Regions from separate parts of the Homo sapiens genome. Here region 2 is linked to region 1. Evidence: chromatin loops called from intact Hi-C (ENCODE). Cell type or tissue: endothelial cell of umbilical vein. All regions are shown on one strand. Links, peaks and the distances in the headings refer to the core of each region. The heading gives the core; the rest is flanking DNA.

Evidence for each region. Peaks named below come from ENCODE experiments on the same cell type or tissue, not always from the same donor. Only the 100,000 strongest peaks of a DNase experiment are listed, where the experiment ranks them.
Region 2: a loop joins it to region 1, with 22 times the contacts of the local background. A loop is called at or near these places in 7 of 110 quality-filtered maps.

Annotation. Positions count from the first base shown.
Region 1 is chr9:89,593,733-89,604,354 of GRCh38, forward strand. LOC105376139 (a long non-coding RNA gene) reads right to left here. Exons shown (of 2, transcript XR_930105.3): 1 at 9,008-10,622; 2 at 5,064-7,002. Among named protein-coding and RNA genes, the nearest start is that of GADD45G, 6.0 kb to the right of the region's middle. RefSeq lists an enhancer at 10,091-10,622 and a silencer at 10,600-10,622. In endothelial cell of umbilical vein, for the core only: a CTCF peak has its summit at 4,556 (motif pointing right); a DNase peak (open chromatin) is centred at 4,569.
Region 2 is chr9:90,137,789-90,148,410 of GRCh38, forward strand. No RefSeq gene overlaps it. Among named protein-coding and RNA genes, the nearest start is that of MIR4290HG, 100 kb to the left of the region's middle. In endothelial cell of umbilical vein, for the core only: CTCF peaks have their summits at 4,127 (motif pointing right) and 4,990 (motif pointing right); no DNase peak of the experiment used is centred there.

The DNA.
Region 1 (10,622 bases), core at 3,017-5,516:
CCGCAATTCAGTGAACATTGAACTTTTTCGGAGGCTGGCTCTCAGCAGGCTCCTGGACTCATGGATCTCTGCAGACTCCCTGGGCTTCTGGGTTATGAGGGGCGGGTCTCAGATGAGACTGCGCTCTGGAGGGCAAATGTGTCTCTGTACTGCCGAGCCAGCGGGGCGTGGAGCAGAGTAATAGCCAGCTCCTGAACCTGGACATATTGTGCTGTGAGGGCTGGCGTGGCCGAGGTCTCCCTCCAGGCTGACATGCTCTGCATTGCTACAGCGGCACACAAACATCACCAGCAGGGGGAGTAGCTCACCGGACTGGTCTTTTGCCCTGGAGGGGATGGAGGTTGGCAGGTGGAGCATCAATGTTTCCCTCTAGGGTGGCTTTGGAGGGAGGAGAGGCTTCTGCTTGAGGCCTTGGGTCTTGCCTGCTGTCCAGAGCCTGTGTCCAGAGTGACTGACCACTTCTTCCCTGCCAGAGTTTGTGGGTGAAATGATGAGGTCCAGGCGTGTTGTTGGTAAAGTGCTCAGTGCAAAGTGCTGGGTGAAAAATTCAGTTTACATTTCAAGAAATCCCTAGGTGATGTGACCTCTTTCTGCAGAATTTTGAGAAGAGGCTTCATTTGGGATAGTCTACGTAGACTAATAGTTAGGGAATTGGCACCTTTGGCCATGTCTGTGTAAGAGTGGCCTGCTAAGCGGTGTCCTAACAATGCTGGGACCACTTTTACCAGCTCTGGTACCCTTTCTGTCACCAGTTGCTGGAATGAGCAGTACCCATCAGGGAGAGCAGTAGGTCTCTCTGCATTGCTCCATATTAGTTATAAAGGGAGATGTCCATATACATTTTCTGACATAAACGGAGTGAGGAATTCTTGTCACATTGCATATTCACGACATATGTTGGAGAAAATATTCTACCTCCTTCCCTGCTAGAATTCATTCCGTTTACCCACTCTCTTATTTAGAGACTGCCTGGCACCAGCTGAGAGCCTGACACAGTGCTGGTGTGGCCAGGTCCACCCCCGCCATGGCCCAGCAGGTCCCTCTCCTTGCCGCATCCACCTCTTTCCATCTTTCCTCCTTCCCTTTCCTGGGTCTGGCCTGTCATTTGCCAGTGGTCCCCAGACCCTTGAAGCAGGGATCTTTGTCTCTTTGTACAGAGGGGATTCATTCCCAGCTGGAATGAGGCAGACACTGTCCTTGCTCATCCAGCCCCCTTCTCATGGGCACAGTGTAAGAGGCTGATCCAAGGCTCTGTAAGCAACTCAAAGACCTGGCAGGACATCCTTGTGATGAAGGTTGTTACCACCACTGTACAGGAGAGGAAAGAGGCAGGAAGCACCTGGGTGATCCAAGACTCTCCCCTTAGGGCATATTGGCCCTAGGTGGCCTGGTGGTGGCCTCCTGGTAGGCGCTGAAGGGTGGGGCAGGGAGTTGCTCAAAGCCAGGGGCCAGCAGGAGCAGAGGCGAGCTGGAAAATAGCAGAGATGGATGGAGCTGGGCAAAGGAGAGGATGGGGGAGCTGCATGGGTCCATGACACCTGCTCTGACAGGGTTGCCATCCTCTTCCTCATTGAACTTAGTGCCTGTTGCATCCTAGAGCAAGGCAGGGGCCGGGACGCACATACCTCCATGAGGAGGGTGAGTCTCTCCAGGTTACTTAAATCAATTATCCTGGGGAAGTGCAAGAGCGGTGGGATCCAGCCTGAGAAGACAAGGGGAAGGCTGGGTGGAGCCGTCTGGTTCAACCACCCTGAGCTGGGTCATCTGTCATGGAAACCGAGAGTGAATAGAGCAGCCCACTGTCCTCTCGGCCATGAACTATTTCTTACAGTAGACTCTTCAGTAAAATGGAAATGCACCATCCAGGTTCTCTTCTGGGCTGTTTTTTAAAAAATTAATATTACGGTTTAATGTGGATTCAGGGGAACTAGTAAACATTTCCCATCTATTCAAAATATCAGGGAAGGATGTGAATATATATGCTCAACAGCTCCTGATAAGCGAAAGAGCCTGGGTTTGCTGCTGAGTTTTCTCCAGTGCTAACTGAGCACATACACTAGTGACCACAGACACCCTGCTCTGATGACCTCCGACATCCTCCTGCAAAACACACTCACTGATTCCAAAGGGCAGAATAGCGACTTTAGGCTGGAGAAACCTGGCAGACACCATCTTGGTCAAATGATCATCATCCCATGGCAATCAATAACCAGAGGACACCCCATGACAATCAAGAACCAGAAGACAAATCAAAGCACATGATCCTGATATGACACACCAAGAAGGACACAGCATCACCACTGTGATGGTCCAGTTAATGGTTTATCACCTGAATTGAATCAGGAGGAAACAGCAGATAAGCTAGCCAAACCCCAGCAGTGTGCGGGGTGGAGGTGGAGAGGAGTCTGTAACATAACAGGCCTGAAATATTAAAAAGATATCAATGCCATGAAATGTTACTGTCACAAAGCAAAACTCAGGAATGGTTTTGGATTCAGGGAGATGACAGAGATGTGACTACTGAATGGACCTGTGATCCTGGACTTTCTTTTGCTACAGAGGACATCACTGAAACAACTGACAAAAATCTCAGTATGGTTTGTAGATTAGGTAATTATATCAATATTAATTTCCTGAATTTCATCATTTTACTACAGTTGATAGATTTAGGATAATATTCTTGTTTTTAGGCAATACACATTGAAGCATTTAATGGAAAAGAGGCAACATGTCTGTATCTTACCCTCAACTGGTTCGGAAAATAATATATATACTTGAAGGAGAGAGACAAAGCTGAAACAAATATAGTAAAATGGGGGAATCTGGGTGAAAGGTACATGGGAATACTTTGTTTTACTATTTCTATAATTTTCCTATGTTTGAAACTTTATCAAAATTAAAAAATTTAAAAATACCTCCAAAATACAGAGGCTTAAGACAGAAGATTGTGTCTTGTCTACTGAACACAACAGTGTGGAGTGTACAGGCTAGCAAGGAGGCTCGGCTCCACACAGCCATGCAGGACCCCAGACCCCTTCCCTTGTGACTGCATAATTGAGTCACAACAGCAAGGAGGAGAAGGAAGCTAGTTGGCCAGCTACAAACTTCTGTTTGAGCAAGGAATGTAGAGGAACTGGGGCCCAAGACCACCCCATGCAGCAAGGGAGACTGGGAATGCAGTCTCTGGCTGGGAGTCCCTGTGCAAAGTCAAAACGCCATTACTGTGGATCATCAGAGAGCAGACCCGAGGGCTCGTGAGCAGTCTGCCCCCTCACCGGTTCTCAGATTCAGAGGTAATCTGAAGAGTGGCCATGACCGTGATAAGCCTCAAGGTTCTGCAACTAGTCTATATTTCTCACATCTGCCCTTGCCTGACAGCGGCTTCCTGTGGGGGCCTCACACCATCCTGCCCCTTAGATTCTGAAACAGCGCCTCCCATCCACCCTATACCTTGCACCTTTTGGCGAATGAATGACCACACACTTATGTGCATGCATGCATGCATTACCCTGGGCTCTTGTTAAAAGGCAGATTCTGATTCTGTGAGGCTAATTAGCTCCCAGGGGAAGCTGAGGCTGCTGGCCCTGGATGCACTGGGCAGCAGAGGTCTATGGGCATCTTCAGGGTGCACCTGCGTGCTTTGGAGATGAAGGAGCTGTGACTCCTGTTCCTTTTGAGAGGGCAACGCTGGGAGGTGTTGGGTGCATGGGAAATGCACCAGCAAGTGGGACTCACCTTCCCTGGGGTGGATGTCATGCCGCATATGGGATTTCACCCGTGGCAGGCTGTTCATGTCGGGTGTTGCTGAAGAGATTGGTAAATTAGGCAGAGTTTTGGAGGAAGTTACCTTGCAGGTCCCTCCCAAGTTTAAATTTGCCTGTGGGTTTGTGAGTAAGAAAAAATAACCTATATACTTCACATTGTGTGGCTGATGAGGGGAATTCAGAACTGAAGACCATGGGTGATTCAGAGAATTCCTGATTTTGTAAGAAAAGCAGGGTATACACCCTGACTGATCCTCCCAAGTACAGCTGAGTTGCACAGTAGGCTGTGCCCCAGGGTAGCTGTTTAGCTGTAAGCCAATGTTCTGCCTGTGGTGTGGCCCAATGAACCTGAGGCTGGAGGCCTGGCACATGCTGGCTAGAATCCCAGCTCCACCATTGGCTGTGTGACCTTGGGCATGTCGTTAAACTCCCTGAAACTGAGTACTCCTATCTGTGAAGTGGGCATGGGTATTACAGCTGACACAGGAACGCTCCCTGATGGTGGGGTCTCTTTTCCTTGTTGATGGTGGTTCACACTGCTCTGTGACTACCAAACCCTACTGCACCATCCTCTGAGCCGGCCTGACTTCTCGGGGGCTGCCCAGCTGTGGCACAGTGGGGTCTGAGCCCACTGTTACCAGGGTCTGCTGCATCTGGATATTAACCTTAATGTGTGATGAGAGCCCATGGGCTCACCAGAAACACGCTTACAGGGCAGCACTTGCAGGCCTGGAAGGGTTTAGGCCAGCTGAGGTGTTAGAAGCTACTTTTTAGGGCTGGAAGCGATATTCTCTTTGACCGCAAGATGTCACCCTGCAACCATGACATTGGGACAGGCACTGTTGGATTCAGGGTTCCTGAGGAGAACCAAAAATGGTTTTGAAACCTCATTTTCACCTGGATGCTCTCCTTGTCCTTGGTGGTCAAATGGTTTGTTCTAAAGGCTCGAGAAATGGTTTCACAGTGAAATTCATCTGTTCCCTCTTGCTTCAGAGAGGAGCTCAGAACACCCAGCTTTGCCACCTCCTGGCTGTGTGACCTTGAGCAAGTTGTTCAACCTCTCTGTGCCCAAGATTCCTCATGCCTAAAATGGTGATAATAGCACCTACATAACGAGTTTGTTATGAGAATTAAACAATGTTTTCAAAGTGCTTGGAACAGTGCTTGGTGCACAGCAAGTCCTGGAAAAGTCTAGTAAATAAAATAACAACAATACTACTAATAGTGTACTCAAGGAGTGCCACACCCTTCTCAAACAGACAAAATTCAAACACTGAAAAATTAAATAATACCCTACAGTCTCAAGCACAGGTTGAGTATATTACATGTTTTGAAATTTTAGAATTCCCTGCTGTGTTATGTAGGCAATGGAAACAATTTTCATAATCTATTACTGTAATTCATTTCTGGAAAACAGACATTTTCAACAAGAAGGGAGTGGAAGATAATTTCTTCCATTGCTGCTTGCCTCAGTGTGCGCAGAGGATCCCCAAGGGTCCTGTGAACCGCATTTGTAAGGAAAGGTGCCGTCCAGGGTGTTTGGTTCTGACTTGCCGGCTGGCCTTCTTTCCTGCCTCCAGCATGTTGCCTGGGATTCCATCCCAGTCATGCCAGAGTTAACCTCCGAGTACAGTTATGACGATTTTCACTCAGTCACAGGCGCAGACCGGCGTCAGATGGCAAGAGGAGGAGTGCAGGAATCAAAGGTCACAGTCTCAGGAGCAAAGCCCCACAGACGTCTGGCTTCTGGATCTGTGACCATATGGTCAAAGATTGCTCTGCACAATAACCTCCAGAGCAGTCAGGTTGAGGATGTCTGGTACTGAAGTTACTCCATTTGAGAAGTTTTATATATTTTTGTTAAATAAAATTGAATTGTAAATGTTTAATTGCAGTAAAGCATAGTGAAGAAAATTAAAAATCACTTATAATCTCATCACTCCAAGATACAATCACCATTCCTACTTTGTGACTTTATACAGTGATAGTCGTGTACGCTGAAAGTTTTTGCAAAATTAGAATTGCACAATTTCGTATTTTGCTTTTTTTCACATTATATCATGCCGGGAACTACTCTTCAGAACTCCTTTTTATGGTTGCATAATGTTTCATTTCTGGTTACACCATGATTTAACACTAGCCCCCTATAATGTTTTCTAATTTTTCACTATTTTAAGAAACATTGCAATAAATATTTGATTATCATATACATTTTTGAATGGCGTTTTTGGAGAGCTTAATTAACGGGTATTTAATGGGCTAACCAGCATGAATTCTTTCTACTTTACACTTTAAATCATCTGCTAACTCTTCACTCAAGGTCAAAGTTAGCAAGCAGCTAAGTCCAGCTTTGAGTCCTGCTCCACAAAGTTTAAACTCCAATGTCATAGTGCCTTTTGGAGGTTGTTAGTACATTTTAGCTTTTGGAACATAAAAGAAGGAAGGCTTTACTGTGGAAGTTCTGTGGTTCTATTATTCTATTATATGCTACATGTAAACATTTCCAGAAATCTGTTAGAAAAGAAAGTTTACTGCCAACCCAAATGCCTGCAGGGACCAGGCAAATGCCAGACAGGGCTTACACGTGCCAGTGGACCTAATGTGACATTTGGAACATACTTACAGTGACAGAGAGGATGTGTGCCACCAACTCTCCCCTACACAAATGAACAAGTCAGATCTGAATTTGTAAGTCTTTCGGGACACTGTCCACCAAACTAAACCCATCTGTGGGCCAAATGGCAACCAGGAGCAATCTTATAAGACCCCAATAAGGTTCATGAGGGGTAAAGGGCACAATTTTTATTTCCTAGGTTGGGAAACTAAGGTTCAGAAGACTTGGGCATGTAGTCAAGCTGGGAAGACTGCACATCTGTGGCTTCTCAGGGGTTTTCAGCTACAGTGCAGGCTGGTGTCTGTCACTACCTAGGACTGTGACAGGTGCCATGAATCATTTCTTACTGTCGATAGAGAAGGGAACAAATGCATAAATAATGTATCCTTCCCCCTCAATTACTTTGAAGGATTTCCCTGGGCTAATGTTAACCTCTTTCATGCTACATAAGTGCTCACCCAAGAATAACTGCTCCTTCCAGAAAGTCTTTGCATAAGGATGACTGACCAGAAATGTCCAGCTTTTGCTAGATGTGTGTGTGGGAGGTGTCCTCCTTTCTCAGCTTCCTGCTTCTTGTCTCAGTTGTCCTCTGAAGCCTCCCCATGTGCAGATTCATGCTTCACCCTGGGTAAGGAGGAGGGCATGGTGGTGGTGAGAGCCAATGCAATGGTGTCCTTCACATGCTGGAAGGCATCTGAGATGCACCTGTTGGGTTTTAAGTAATAGCTTTTATGTGTCCTGCATGAAAACCTGGCTTCCTTTTGAGTTAATGTACTATTGTCACTGAGTTGCTGCTGCCCCCTATCATTCAAGAGCTTTTTTGGACCGAAGAAAACCCAACAGAGGACCCCCGAGGAGACTTGTTCTGGCCCGAGAAGGGGCTGGACGAGGGAGAATAGTGAGGGCAACATGAAACCTTTTGGAAACGGGCCAGCCCAGAGTGCTCCAAGAGCCCTGTGCTGACATAGGACACTGTCCTGCACAAGCTGAGACACAAATGATGCTCAACCTTTTTGGCTTCATCTTTAGGAACTTGGCCCCTTTATTTTGTGCTTCAAACTTCAGTTTCTTGATTGTAAGCGCAAATGTCTGCAGGTGACAGGAGGGTGATGTAAATGAACAAAGCAGCCAGGTGTCCTCAGCTGGGGTCTGGTGGGGATTGAGGTGAATGGGAGAGCAGTGCCCAATGCGGGATCCCAGTGCCCCCGACCCCTGCTGAAGGTTACCAAGGTGGGGAGGGGACTCTAGGCACATCATGGCCAAATCTACCCATTTTCCAAGAGAAGCTAGAAATCCAGATGTTTATATGAATGCAGCTAACTTTGAAAAGTGGCAGTGAATTTGACTTTGCCTAAGACGCCTCATAGGCCAAAGAAATCCCACGTGCAGTCTGCAAGGGGCTGGTGCGTAGCCAGCTTTGCATCCCACAGCCTCTGGCTGACTGGTCGTGGATTCTGGCACATTGTTTGGGTAGGATAAGGGCATACACCTGCTATTTAATAACAATGTTGTGCACTCTCCACACATAAGTAACTTGTGAAAATACAACAAAGAATATCTCATAAAGCTTACTGCTTACTTAAAGCTCATTTCCTTCTGTACCCAAATGAAAGACATCTGCCCATCAATGACCTAGTCAAGCCATGGAAGAATGAGAAGCACATTTTAGAGAATGTGTTAATAAAAACAGTTCAACTATAAACATTTCCAAAAAGGTTTTAGAATAGAGCATCTCTGAGGATATCCCTTTAAGTAAGTCACCATCACCTGCATTATTGAGATTTAGGGGAAGGTTTAGGGGTGCAGTCACAGGAAGCTCAGGACAACATCTCAGCCACCTGTGACCTGAAGCACAGAGCAGGCCAAGTCCCTTGCTGCATGCAATTTGGGAGAGCTGTGGCCACAAAGCCGTGTAGTGGGATATTCTGGATCCTCAAACTTCTAGTGGGCATTGCCCACTCCTCAACACAGGGGCATCCCAGGCCCAGAAGCTTCAGCATGTGTCTGAACTGAAGGGTGGTGGTGGGTCTGCTGGAAGGCCACCTTTGCCTGCAGACAAAATTGTTCTTCCCAATTGAGATGGGGGCTTTGGGGCCATTGGGACTGACATAACAAAGCAAAGTGAGGCTGTATCATATGTCAAAAAGGCAGTTTCCTGAAATTGAATACTTTAAAAATGTGAGCAGAGTAGAACAGCCCCAGGGGTCGTCAATCATCTCTTCTGGTCCAGGCTAGCTCAGGAGGGACTGGAAATGCACCCACCCCCAACTCGAAGCCGGGAGTGTTCATTAGTGGCCTTCCTCTCGGAGGAGGGGCTGAGGCTTCAGGCCTAGCCTTTGTTTTCTCTGGCCTGGCATGTAGGCAGATTTTTAGCGTCATAAATTGGAGAGGTGGGTGCTAGCATGTTAAGTAAATCTTATTTCCAGCATGTCCTGGGGACCTGGGACTAATACATTTTAAGAAATGTTTAATAGTAGGCCGGGTGCGGTTGCTCATGCCTGTAATCCCAGCACTTTGGGAGGCCGAGGTGGGTGGATCACGAGGTCAGGAGTTTGAGACCAGCCTGGCCAACATGGTGAAACTCTGTTTCTACTAAAAATACAAAAATTAGCCCGGCGTGGTGGCGCACCTGTAGTCCCAGCTACTCGGGAGGCTGAAGCAGAAGGATCGCTTGAACCCGGGAGGCGGAGGTTGCAGTGAGCCGAGATTGTGCCACCGCACTCCAGCCTGGGCAACCGAGCGAGACTCCGTCTCAAAAAAGAAAAGAAAAGAAAAGAAAAGTTTAATAGTTTTAAAAGAGTAATACCTATATTCCAATCACTTAAAATTAACATATTTTATCCAATCAAGGCATATCATCATTTTATACATCAAGAAAGAAAAGAAACTAGCGAACAAACGGGGCATAATGCCGCCTGGCTCCGCTTCCCCCTCCCCTCTCCCCCCGTCCTTAGGAGACACCTCTGGAGTTCAGAAATGCTAGGAGAGCAAGCTCTTCATTCTTAGAATCCAGGAAGGGCCGGGCTTTTGCAGCTCTCCTCTGCCAGGAAGCCGCTGGGGGGCGCAAGACGCCAGCTTCTCACCTTGGCAGAAGTGCCTGCCTGCAAGCGCAGAATGGAAACTTCCCCATAACAAATTCAGAAGTACCTTGTACATTCACCACCCACCTGAAGAAAGCCTGAATGAAAGGAACAAAGCCACGGCGTTGTTTACTTTCCCATTATCGCCCCAGTCTTGCGGCAGGGCCCGGGTTTCCATCCAATCCACCCGGCCCGCCACTGTCCTGGCCAGTCTCCAAGGCTTCACCCAAAAAAAGGAAGCAATGAGGTGTCCCCCAGCGCGCCTTTTCACGTAGCACAGAAGGTGCTCAGTGGGTGAATCCTCTGAAAGTGCCAGCGTGTATGGTCAAACGGCAGCAACCTCTAGCCTATTAAACTCTCCCAAGATCTCTTCCAGACTTATTCCATTGCCGGAAAAAAGGCTTTTTACATATGCGCATTTAAGTAATTAAGATATTTCAACATGGTATAAGACGTAGGGGCTCTTACTCCATCAGTACTGGATGGGAATTTCCTTTTGCCCTCTACTCCCCAGGGTAACTGCAGTCCCACCTGAATGCGTTTTGCAGCCCTTACTCGGGTTCTATTTATGCGCAGCTTGGACAGGGCTCACTGGGCCCGGCCGGGCAGCTCCGTGGCCGTCCCTCTCCACCGCCCTTCCCCCGCGCCAGGCCAATGCAAGGGTGTGTGTGTTGGGGGGAGGGGAGGACAAAAGGGGTTCAGGATCTTTTTAACCTGCCTGCAGATGGCGCCCCGGGAAAGATTCCGAGCTGCATTACCTAAGCTCCAGGGGCTGCAGCCGCGGGGTCCCGGCCACAGGGCGTCCAGCCGCGAAGACTGCACAGCAGCTCTCCGTCCTTCCCAACTCGCGCGGCTGTTCGGCACCCGTGCGAGGAACGGATGGAAGGGAATTACTTGTAGCAGGGCCAGTACTGGGGGCGTGCACTCAGGGACCACGGAGTGGCACTCAGCCTCGACCCCACGCGCCAGGCAGCCCGGCGACCCCCACGCGCGGCGGGGTCCTGCCCACCCCACCCGGCGGCAGGTGGACAGTGTTGCTATGAAGAGAAAGCCTCGATTGTCCCTACAGCAAACCGCCACACGCCAGACCTCTGCTATTGTGCGCCCTCCATAGAAATGCAAACGAGCGGCGTGCGCCGGCCGCAATCTGCTCGTCCCCGCCCG
Region 2 (10,622 bases), core at 3,715-6,214, 540 kb after region 1:
ATTTTATAATATATTCATGTGAATACAGCTTTAGCTGTGTCTCACAAGCTCTACACTGTATTTTTATCACCATTCAGTTGAAAGCATTTCTAGTTTCCTTTGTTATTGTTTTCTCTGACCAGTAGATGATTTAGAAGCTGTGTCTGATGCTTCTGGTGCCAACATTTCATCTCCCAGTCTGCTCTGGTTTCAGCTGCAGCTGCAGTGAGCTCCTTTCTTGTTGACAGCCTCTCACCTCAAGTGTGACCCGTGTAACTCTCTACTTCTGCTCCAGGACAACTCAGATTCTCTGGGAGGCTGCTTGACTTGTGCACAAATCCAGTTGTCCAATACAGGGAAGTCAATCTCTATCTACCATTTTCAAACTCCTTGGAGGAGTTTGCCTTTTTCAAATTTCCTTGGAGGGAAATTGACCTCTAAGGCCACTCAATCCATGGTCAAGTGGAGCTGGTATATAAATGTCTCAGCCTTCTTTCCTTCACTGGTAAGTTCTGGGGTGCTTTATGCCTGTCACAGGTTCCTAAGCAATCAAGTCATCATTGGACAAACCAGATACTTTACATCATTGGGTTTCCCAGATTCCTTGTCTGGATTTTCCCATTCTCTCATTGCTGCTTCCAGAGAGCACCTTCCAAATAGACTCTCTATACTATGCTCTTATCTCCAGATCTGCTTTTGGGGGAATTCAAAATATAACTATTGTATTACTTAATTTCCAATTATAAAGAAACTCAGGTTTTTTTTGAAATTAGTGATTTCTACCTTAATTTTACTGTGGTCAGAGAAAATTTCCTCTAAAATCAGTACTTTTGAATCATGCTTATATATTATCTGTTCCAAAATACATAACATTAGTATTTAAAAAGGATATATAATGTAGCTGATGTGGCAGGTGGTGGTATTTTTAGTGGACAGAGGAAAGAGATTGTAAATAGAAATGGTCAAGGGCAACTTCTTTCTTGGGTTGTCATTTGGGTACTGAAGTTTGTCCTGCCATCTTTGCAGCTGAGTGATAAAATGGGGCCTGGAGGTGCCTCTCATCTTCAAGATGCCCTCACCTTTTGGAAGCTAAGTGGGAATGGTGGAGCTCCACATAGAGTAGGCAAGGAGCAGGCTGCATGCACGAATGTTTTAATGCGGGCCTTAATCTAAGAGTTTCTCAAAGTCACCCGTGGTGCAGCTTCATTCACAGCCAAGAGAATAGATAGGGATTTGTGGCCAATATTTCATGTGGCAAGAGTGAGGATTTGTCTGTAATGCTCTGTGTTTGTTTCCGTAAAAGAACATAGTACGGCTCCTGGTGGCTTTGGTAAGAAGCTGATTGTGGACAGAACTGAATGCGTAATTTATTCAGAACAAAATGAAAATATGAACACTTTTACAAAATACATGAATAAAAGTGCCGTTAAAGGTGCTAACATATCATGTTTTTACATTTTCCATAGTTTTTCTCTTGACTTATCATGATGTTTTCAAATGTGCTATTTAATGTCATAATAAGTAAAGACAAATTACCATTATTAATTATTAGCATGCATTTTACCATTCATCTTTACATAAAATTGGCAGTTGCATTTTGTAGCTCATACATGCATATGTATTTCATTCTTACCAGAATGGTGGAAATGCTGCACAAAATAAAGTCAATTGCTTTTATTTCACTTCATGATATGCACACTTTCTACCAACTCTCTACCTTTGGCTGACTAATGAGTGAGAAGCACTCAAGGAAAAGAAACGTGGGTTGCTCTTTCCTTCCTTTCCTCCTAAGTCATTATTTTCAAAGTATGTGGTTGCCTAATACAGGGAGGTACCTCAGGTAAGAAGGGACAGGATAGGGTGCTTTGGTTGTTTGGTTTTTTGGTTTTTTGGTTTTTTTGAGACGGAGTTTCACTCTTGTTGCCCAGGCTGGAGTGCAATGGCGTGATCTCAGCTCACCGCAACCTCTGCCTCCCGTGTTCAAGCAGTTCTCATGCCTCAGCCTCCCGAGTAGTTGGGATTACAGGCATGCACCACCATGTCCAGCTAATTTTTGTATTTTTAGCAGAGACAGGGTTTCTCCATGTTGGTCAGGCTGGTCTCGAACTCCCGACCTCAGGTGATCCGCCCGCCTCGGCCTCCCAAAGTGCTGGGATTATAGGCATGAGCCACGGAGGCTGGCCGGTTGTTTGGCTTTTTAAAGGCCATTGGCTTCTTTCTGAATTTCAAGCGAGCTCTTGTTTAAACAGATCATGTGCAGCTTCTTGGGGCTGTCTTCACTCCTCTTATTCAGTGGTGAAGGGAGTGAAGATTGGAGAATACTAAGGAAGGAAGACATTTTTGGGGTAGAGAGGTAAAAGTTTTTTTTTTTTCTTTCACTGTTTTTCCTTGGTGGTGGCAGTAAGTGTACCTCACACACTCTGTGTGTCCCTCAGGGGCCTTTTATTTTTTTAAATCTCAAGGAAGTTATGAGCTGTGCCTGGGTCTGGGCAGAGGGCTGAGGCCTGGGCTGCAGGACTCTGGAGCTGCCTACACTCACTGTGGCCCCCACCTTGGCACAGCCCCTGCCCCTGCAAGCCAGGGCTGGGGGACACTGAGCTCTGCACATCCCACCCTGACAGAGGAGTGGAGTCGGGCCAGAGACTGCTCTTCTTCCTGATCTTTCAGATAGTCCTTTCAGCCTGGAAGGGAACTGTTTCCTTCCGCCCTGCTTCTTGAGCAAGGGACCCACGTTGGCTGCCTTGGTTTCCTCAGCTGCCGCTCTCCTATCCTGCTGAATCTGCTCCTGCGTTAATCTCTCTGCCAGGTTCCTCTCTCTGTGCATGCCACCAGCTGCCCAGTGCAGAGTTCTCAGCCCTGCCTCCTGGGCCCTGGCTTTGTCATGGATCACCACTTCCTCTCTGCTTAATGGAACCCTTCCCTGGTTCTTAGGACTCTCGGCTCCTGGTTTTCATCCTTCTTCTCTGAACACTTCTGTGTTTTTCTCCCCGGTCAGGTACTTATAACTCAAATTTATAACCTTGGCTTTCATTTCTAAGCCAAGTGTAAAACCTGCAGGTATAAAGAAAAAAAAACGCACTTTTTTTTGTCAGATATGTTAACATCATATCTGGCACTAATTAGCAAATAACTTTCCAGAAATATGTAACCTGTCAGCAGCATAGCTTCTAATTCCAAAGTTAGTTCTGTCAGTATACATGTAGATCTTGATATAGATCTTTATATAGATACAGACATGCACATAAAATTTCCCTTAGTTCTAGCCATTGGAAAGATCATATCTTAGGGTTCCATCATTATAGATACATCTACAATTCTCCAGGTGACTCGTTTTCACAAAGGAGCAGGTGCCTGTGCACAGGGGTATGACAAGTTGGTAAAGTGAGAAGGCATTCCAGGCAAAGTGCACAGCGCAGGCAAGCACCTGAAGCTGGAGAGAGCCTGCTGTGATGGGGACCGTGGGTAAAGGGAGGTGGATCTGCAAACGGAGACAAGGTTGAGGTCATCCCGTGCCCCTGATAGTACTCTAAGGAATTTAGATGTTAGTTTCAGTGACAAGAACCATTTGAGGATTTTTAAACAAGGGAACGACTTGAAAGGATTCGTGTTAGAATATAGATTTGATCTTTTTAAGGGCACAGAGAACTCTCAAAAGAAAACTCATTCGGGCAGCAGGATATTTAAAGGAGATGTGAAGAAGGCCAGGCACCCCAGCAAAAAGTGACAGGTCAGGACAGAGGCAGCAGGGCGTTGTTGTTTAGGCCTGGGCAGACTGGGGCAGCCAGTAGGGAGCAGTTGCTGGATAGTGGGGGCTGGGGGTTGCGGACGGAACAAGTAGAGGTAATCTAGTATCATATTAAAGAAGATGTATTGAGACTTGTTATTTAAACAGAGCTTGTTTAATCTGTATAAATACCAGTGGTGACATTTTGCTTAAAATGTTAATGTTTTTAGATTTTGCATGTTTCTATACAGCCGCTGCGCACATGACCTTTTTTGTTCCCTTCCCCTCTCCTGCCCACCTTGAGTCTCCTTTCCCCTTCCCTCCCCTCTTCTCCCCTTTTCTGCACTATCCTCTCTGCTCTTACATTTGGTTTTGTTTTTAAATGTTTTACCTTTTAAAGAAAGCGTTGGGTTTCTGATTGCAACTTCTCCTAAATCCACTAGGTGGAAGTAAAGTATGCAATTTTCTTTTTCCCATACCATTGCAACGTGTTTCAAATGTAAACGGGCTCACATTAAATATATGAGTTTTTACAAAAGTGGAAAATATTTATTATATATCCTTTTGGAAATATCAAAAGTCAGATAAACAAACTAAAATTAAACTGTAATGCCTATACCACATTCATAGCTAACCACTCTTTCTCTGCAATTTATTTTAAATTCATATATTTTGTAGTTAATTGGCATCATACTTAAAAAATCGTTTAGTTCCCTAATTTATTTTACCTACCACTGTATCCTAGACATTTTTCTACATTATTCTCAAGACTTTAAAATTGTAATATAAAATTATAATTGATGTATATTGTATATGCCTCTATATCTCCATAGATATAGTGAAGGTTTTATAAATAAGACATTTATAGTCATACATGTACCTGTTTGCCCGCATCTCTGGCCTTTTGAAAGATAGATTCACAGAATTTTATTTGAGAATCAAAAGGAATGGACATTTTTAGGACTCTTGATCTGTTGCATTGTTTACAAAATGGATGAAGCATGTACCTGCTTGTCACAGCTATATCTGAGAGGTCCCTGCCTCTCATTCCCACCCCCCTCTCCCCGCCACCCTCGCCAAATCTAGATCAGTGTCTTTTTCTCGTTAAGGAGTCTTAGTCTTCTGACTTTACTTCCAAAGAGGTAATGGTAAAACAGCTTGGCCAGATTCCTGGATGGACGCTGATGGACTCAACCAAACTAATTTTTCTTCTTTGTGAATTTGCCCAGTGTCATTAATCAGAACAATTTTTGAAAGTAAGAAGAAAGGTATTGGCCAGCAGATGGCGCCCTAGAATAAAACAGAGGTAGATGAAGAAATGTTGATTTTTCTTGCCATGATTTCTCTCTAAGCAATGGTTGAATTTGACATACGTATGCTGTAAGGAAGTTGTTAAGAATAAAAACAGCCAATGCTCAGAGTTAAGAAAATGCAATGGTTTAGCAGGAATCCATCCACGGGAGTACAGAAAGTTGAAAATGTTCAAAATTTAACACTTGGCTGTGCTACATTTATGTTTGCCGGCTTAGGTAGGAGTTTGAATGCTTTCCTAGTGAGGACCCGAGAGCAATGATGAGTCGAGGTCTTCATTCCTAGTCAGGCCTCCTCAAGCTCATATTTTCTGTCTTTTGTGAGGCATTGTTCCTCCTACCATGACCCAAGGGCTTTACACATATACTAAGTAGAAAATCTAATATCTGTGCTTACAATATGTCTTCTCTGTAGTACAGGTATTAAAATTACAATTTCCCTTCTTAAAGATATGGTAGGATCCAATAAAGGAGCACTATGGAGCTTTAAAAATGATGAATATCTCTAAACTTTCACTAGTAACCATGATAAAATAAGTTTTATCAGATCATCATTGTCTAGAGATAGATATATAGAGATAGATGGATAGAATCTATGTATCAACATCTGTGTAATATATGAACGACACATATTCATTTTAGGTTTTCTGGTTGTTCCTGGTGGCAATGGTGATCTGATAAACCTATTTTATCACAGTTACAAGTGGAAGTCTAGAGATATTTATCATTCTTTAAAGCTTCATAGTGCTCTCTTTTGTGGCTGTTTTACAAAATCCCTGTTGGTAAGCACCCTTGCCTTCAAAATGTGATTATTAGAAACTAGCAAATGAAAATTTCCCAGTGCTTTTTTTTATGGTTTTATAATTTTTTGAGGTATAATTGATATGCAAGAAACTACATATATTTAAAGTGTACAATTTAAAAAGCCTTGACAGAAGTACACACCTATAAATCAATCGCCGTAATCAAGATTGCTGACATAACTACACCCCAAAAACTTTCCTTGTACCTCTTTGTACCCCTTGTACCTCCCTCCTTTCTCCTACTTCCATGGCCAAGGAACTACTGATCTGTTTTCTTTCATTATGAATTAATTTTGCTTTTCTAGAATTTTACATATATACTTTTATGTCTGTCTTCTTTCACTTTTGAGATTCATTTATGGTTGCATGTATTAATATTTCATTCCTTTGTGTCATTGTGTGATAGAGCACATTTTGTTTATCCTTTCACTTTTTGATGAACATTTAGATAGCTTCTAATGTTTTTAGTATTTACAAAAAGCTGTTGTAAGTATTTGTGTGAAAGTCTTTGTACAAACCCATTTTTTTTTTTTTGCCCTTGAGGGAAATGCTTTGGAGAGGGATCATATATTAAGTGCACATTCAATTTTTTTAAAAATAAATTTTATTGTGCATATTTAAGATATACATTACATTTTGGGGCACATATAGCCAGTAAAAAGGGTACTGTACTGAAGCAAAGTAACATGTCCATCATCTCACATAGTTACCCATTTTTTTGTGTGTGCATGGCAAGAACAACTAAAATCTACTCATTTAGCATGAATTCCATATATCGCACGATTTTATTACCTATAATTCTCATGTTCTCCCTTAGATCCCTAGACTTGTTCATCCTACATATCTGTTACTTTGTATCCTCTGACCTACATCTCCCCATTACCACTCCCCCGACCCCCATGTCTCCCTGCCCCCCACCCATTGCCCCTGGTAACCACTATTTTGTTCTCTGTCTCTGTATACTTGCATTTTTTTATATAGAAAGAAAAACATTACATCTCACTTACATGTAGAATCTTTTTAACAATGTGAAACATTTAACCTTTTCATAAATCAACAGAAAGTTTCTGATGGCAGTTATACTATTTCACATTTCTACCAGCAGGAGAGTTCCAGCTCCTTTACCTCTTCCAATATGTGGTGTGGTCCGTGCTTTTACTTTGAGCCATTGTATTAGGTGCATACTACCCTCTCATTGTGGTTTTAATTTGATTTTTCCTATGACTAATGATATTTCATTTGCTTGGTTGCAAAACATGCATCTTTTTTGGTGAAGTATCTGTTTAAATCTTCTGCCCATTAAAAAAATTAGGTTATTTATTTTTTAGTATCGAGTTTGAGAGTTTTTTTATATTTACTGAGTAAACTTCTTTACTGTATATATGTTTTGAAAATGTATTCTCTTAGTCTATGGCCTGTCATTTCATTCTCTTGACAGTATCTGTAAGAGTATCCTTTGAAGAACAGACAGTTTTAATTGTGGTGAAAACTAATTTATCAAGTTGTTCTTTTATGGATGTTATTTTTGGTGTCGTATTTAAGAAATCTTTGTCTAAGCCAAAGTCACAGGTTTTCTCCTATTTTTTTTTCTAAAATGTTCTATAGTTTTAGGTTTACAGTTTTGGTCTATTAACAATTTTGGTCTATTAACAATTTTGAGTTCTTTTTTTATGGAGCAAATTATAGGCCAATTTTTCTTTCCTGTGTATGAATATAAAATTATTCCAACATGATTTTCTGAAAAGAGTATTCATGTTTTTGCTGAAACCACACTGTCTTGGTTACTGCAGTTTTATAATAATTCTTTGAATTCTATATTGTGATTCCTCTGTCTTTATTCTTTTCTCAGGTTGTTTTGGATGGTCTAGGTTCTTTGTATTTCCAGACAATTGATTTTTGTATCTTGTATCCTGAATCTTGTTAAATCACTTATTACTTTTGTAGAATTGTATATTTCATTACCTTTTCTAACATAGATAATCATGCTTCTGTGAATGATGATAGTTTTATGTTTTTCTTTCCAATATAAATGCATTTTATTTATTTTTCTTATCTTACTACACTGGCTGAAACCTCAAGTATACCTCAAGTATAATGTTAAATAGAAGTTGTGAATGTGGACATGCCTGTCTTGCCATGATTTTGAAACTCAACCTAATAGCCCCATAGATAGTTTTTGTTTGTTTGTTTTATCATAGAAATTGACTCCCTGATCTTAAAGCTTGAAACTTTTGTTTTATCTGAGTCCCTTCCTTGGGAAATGGTCTTCTGGCCTCTCAAAAAAGGTGTCAAAGAACTGAAACTCCTATTGTTTTCTTCATATCTTGTTTTTGAAGTTTGTTTGCTTCTGTGGAATTTTAGTTTTTATCATATATATATAAGATTTTAAGGGATTTTTTAAACAATATTTTTGTCTCTTTCTGCACTTTATTCTGTCATTCGTGGGATCTGATTACATGTATACTAGGCTAGTTGACACTCCTATAGCTGATAGATGCTTTATACATTTTTTATTTTTTTCTTTCATTTTGTGTTTTATTTTGTATGATTCCTTCCTTCCTTCCTTCCTTCCTTCCTTCCTTCCTTCCTTTCTTTCTTTCTTTCTTCTTTCTTTTTTTGGAAATGGAGTTTCCCTGTTGTCACTCAGGCTGGAGTGCAGTGGCAGTGGCACGATCTCTGCTCACTGCAACCTCCACGTCCCAGGTTCTAGTGATTCTCCCACGTCAGCCTCTCACGTGCCACTGTGCCCATCTAAGTTTGTATTTTTAGTAGAGACGGGATTTCACCACGTTGACCAGGCTGGTCTTGAACTCCTGACCTCAGGTCAGCCACCCACCTTGGCCTCCCAAAGGGTTGGGATTACAGGCATGAGTCACCATGCCTGGACTGATTTCTGTTTTCATTTCTTCAAGTTCACCTGTCAATCTTCTGCAACATCTAATCCACATTAGCCTAATTCAGTACAATTTCATTACACAATGCTGCTTTCATCTGTAGAAGTTTGATTGGGTGGTTCTTGTGTCTTTCATGTTTGTAACATTTTGAATGTATACAATCCATTTATAATAAGTGTTTCAATGTCCTTGTCTACTAATTCTAATACCTGCATCAGTTTTGATTGGTTGATTTTTCTCTTCATTATCTGTCATGCTTATCTGCTTCTTTCTATTCTTATTTTTATTTTTATAGATAATTTTAAAAGACTTTAATTTTTTGAGAAGTTTTAAGTTTATAGAAAAATCAGTAGAATGTCTAGAAAGTTCCTAATCCCCCCCACACACTCAGTTTTCTCTATTATTTACATTTTGTATTAGGGTGGTACTTTTAAAAATAATTGATGGGTTAATATTGATATATTATTATTAAATAGTGTAAATAGATGACTTTAGGGTTTGCTCATTGTGTTGTGTGTTCTATACACTTTGACAAATGTGCAGTGACATGTGTGCATCGTTGCAGTATCAGATAGAACAGTTTCAGTGCCCTAAACATTCCCTGTGCTTCACTATTTATATCTCTCACAAGCCTCTGGCAAACGCTGAACTTTTTTTTTTTTTAACTGTCCTCATAGTTTTGCCTTTTCCAGAATGTCATATAGTTGGAATTATACAGTGTATTGTCTTTTTATGTGGGCTTTTGTTCACTTAGCATATGTTTTTAAGGTTTCTCCATATATATTTTTAAAATAGACTTTATTTTTAGAGCAGATTAGGTTCACAGCAAAATTGAGCAAAAGATACAGAGATTTCACATGTACCCCTCCCCACATATTTGTATCAATATCCCACTATCAATATCCTGCACCCTCACTATCACTATCAATATCCTGCACCAAGAGTGGAATATTTGTTACTATGGGTTAAACTACAGTGAGTGACACATCGTTATCACCTGAAATCCATAGTTTACATTCGAGTTCACTGTTGGTATTGTATATTTGAGTTTTGGCACATGTATAATTACATTTATTCACCATTAAGAGGCAGAGTAGTTCCACTGCCCTAAAAATCCCCTGTGCTCTGCTGATTCATCCCTCCTTCCCCACAACCCCAGCAAGCACTGATCTTTTTATAGTCTCTGTAGTTCTGCCTTTTCCAGAATGCCATACGGTTAAAATCATACAGCATGTAGCCTTTTCAGATTGGATTGTTTCATTTGTTAATATGTATTTAAGATTTTGCAGTGTATTTTTATTGCTTGATAGCTTATTTATTTTCAGTGCTGAATAATATTCCATTGTCTAGATATACCACAGGTTACTTATCTATTCATCTGCTGAAGGACATCTTGTTGTTTCCAAGTTTTGGTAATTCTGAGTAAAGCTTCCATAAACATTTGTGTGAAGGTTTTTGTGTCGATGTAAGTTTTCAGATCATTTGGTAAAATCTCGAGGAGCATGATTGTTGGATTTTATGGTAAGTGTGTATATAGTTTTGTAAGAAACTGCCAGACTATCTTTCAAAGTGGCTATACTGTCTTGCCTTCCCACCAGCAATGAGAATTCTTGTTGTTGCACATCCTCATTATCATTTTCTGTCACTGTTCTGGATTTTAGCTATTTTAATATGTGTATAGTGGTATCTCATTGTTTTAATCAGCATTTTCACAGTGACATATGATGTGAAACATCTTTTCATATGCTTATGTACCATCTGTATCTCTTCTTTGTTGAGGTGTCTGTTAAGGTCTTTGGCCCATTTTTAAACCAGATTTTTTTCTTATTGTTGAGTTTTAAAAATTCTTTGTATATTTGGATAACAATCCTTTATCAGATGTCTCTTTTACAAGTATTGTTTCCAAGTGTGT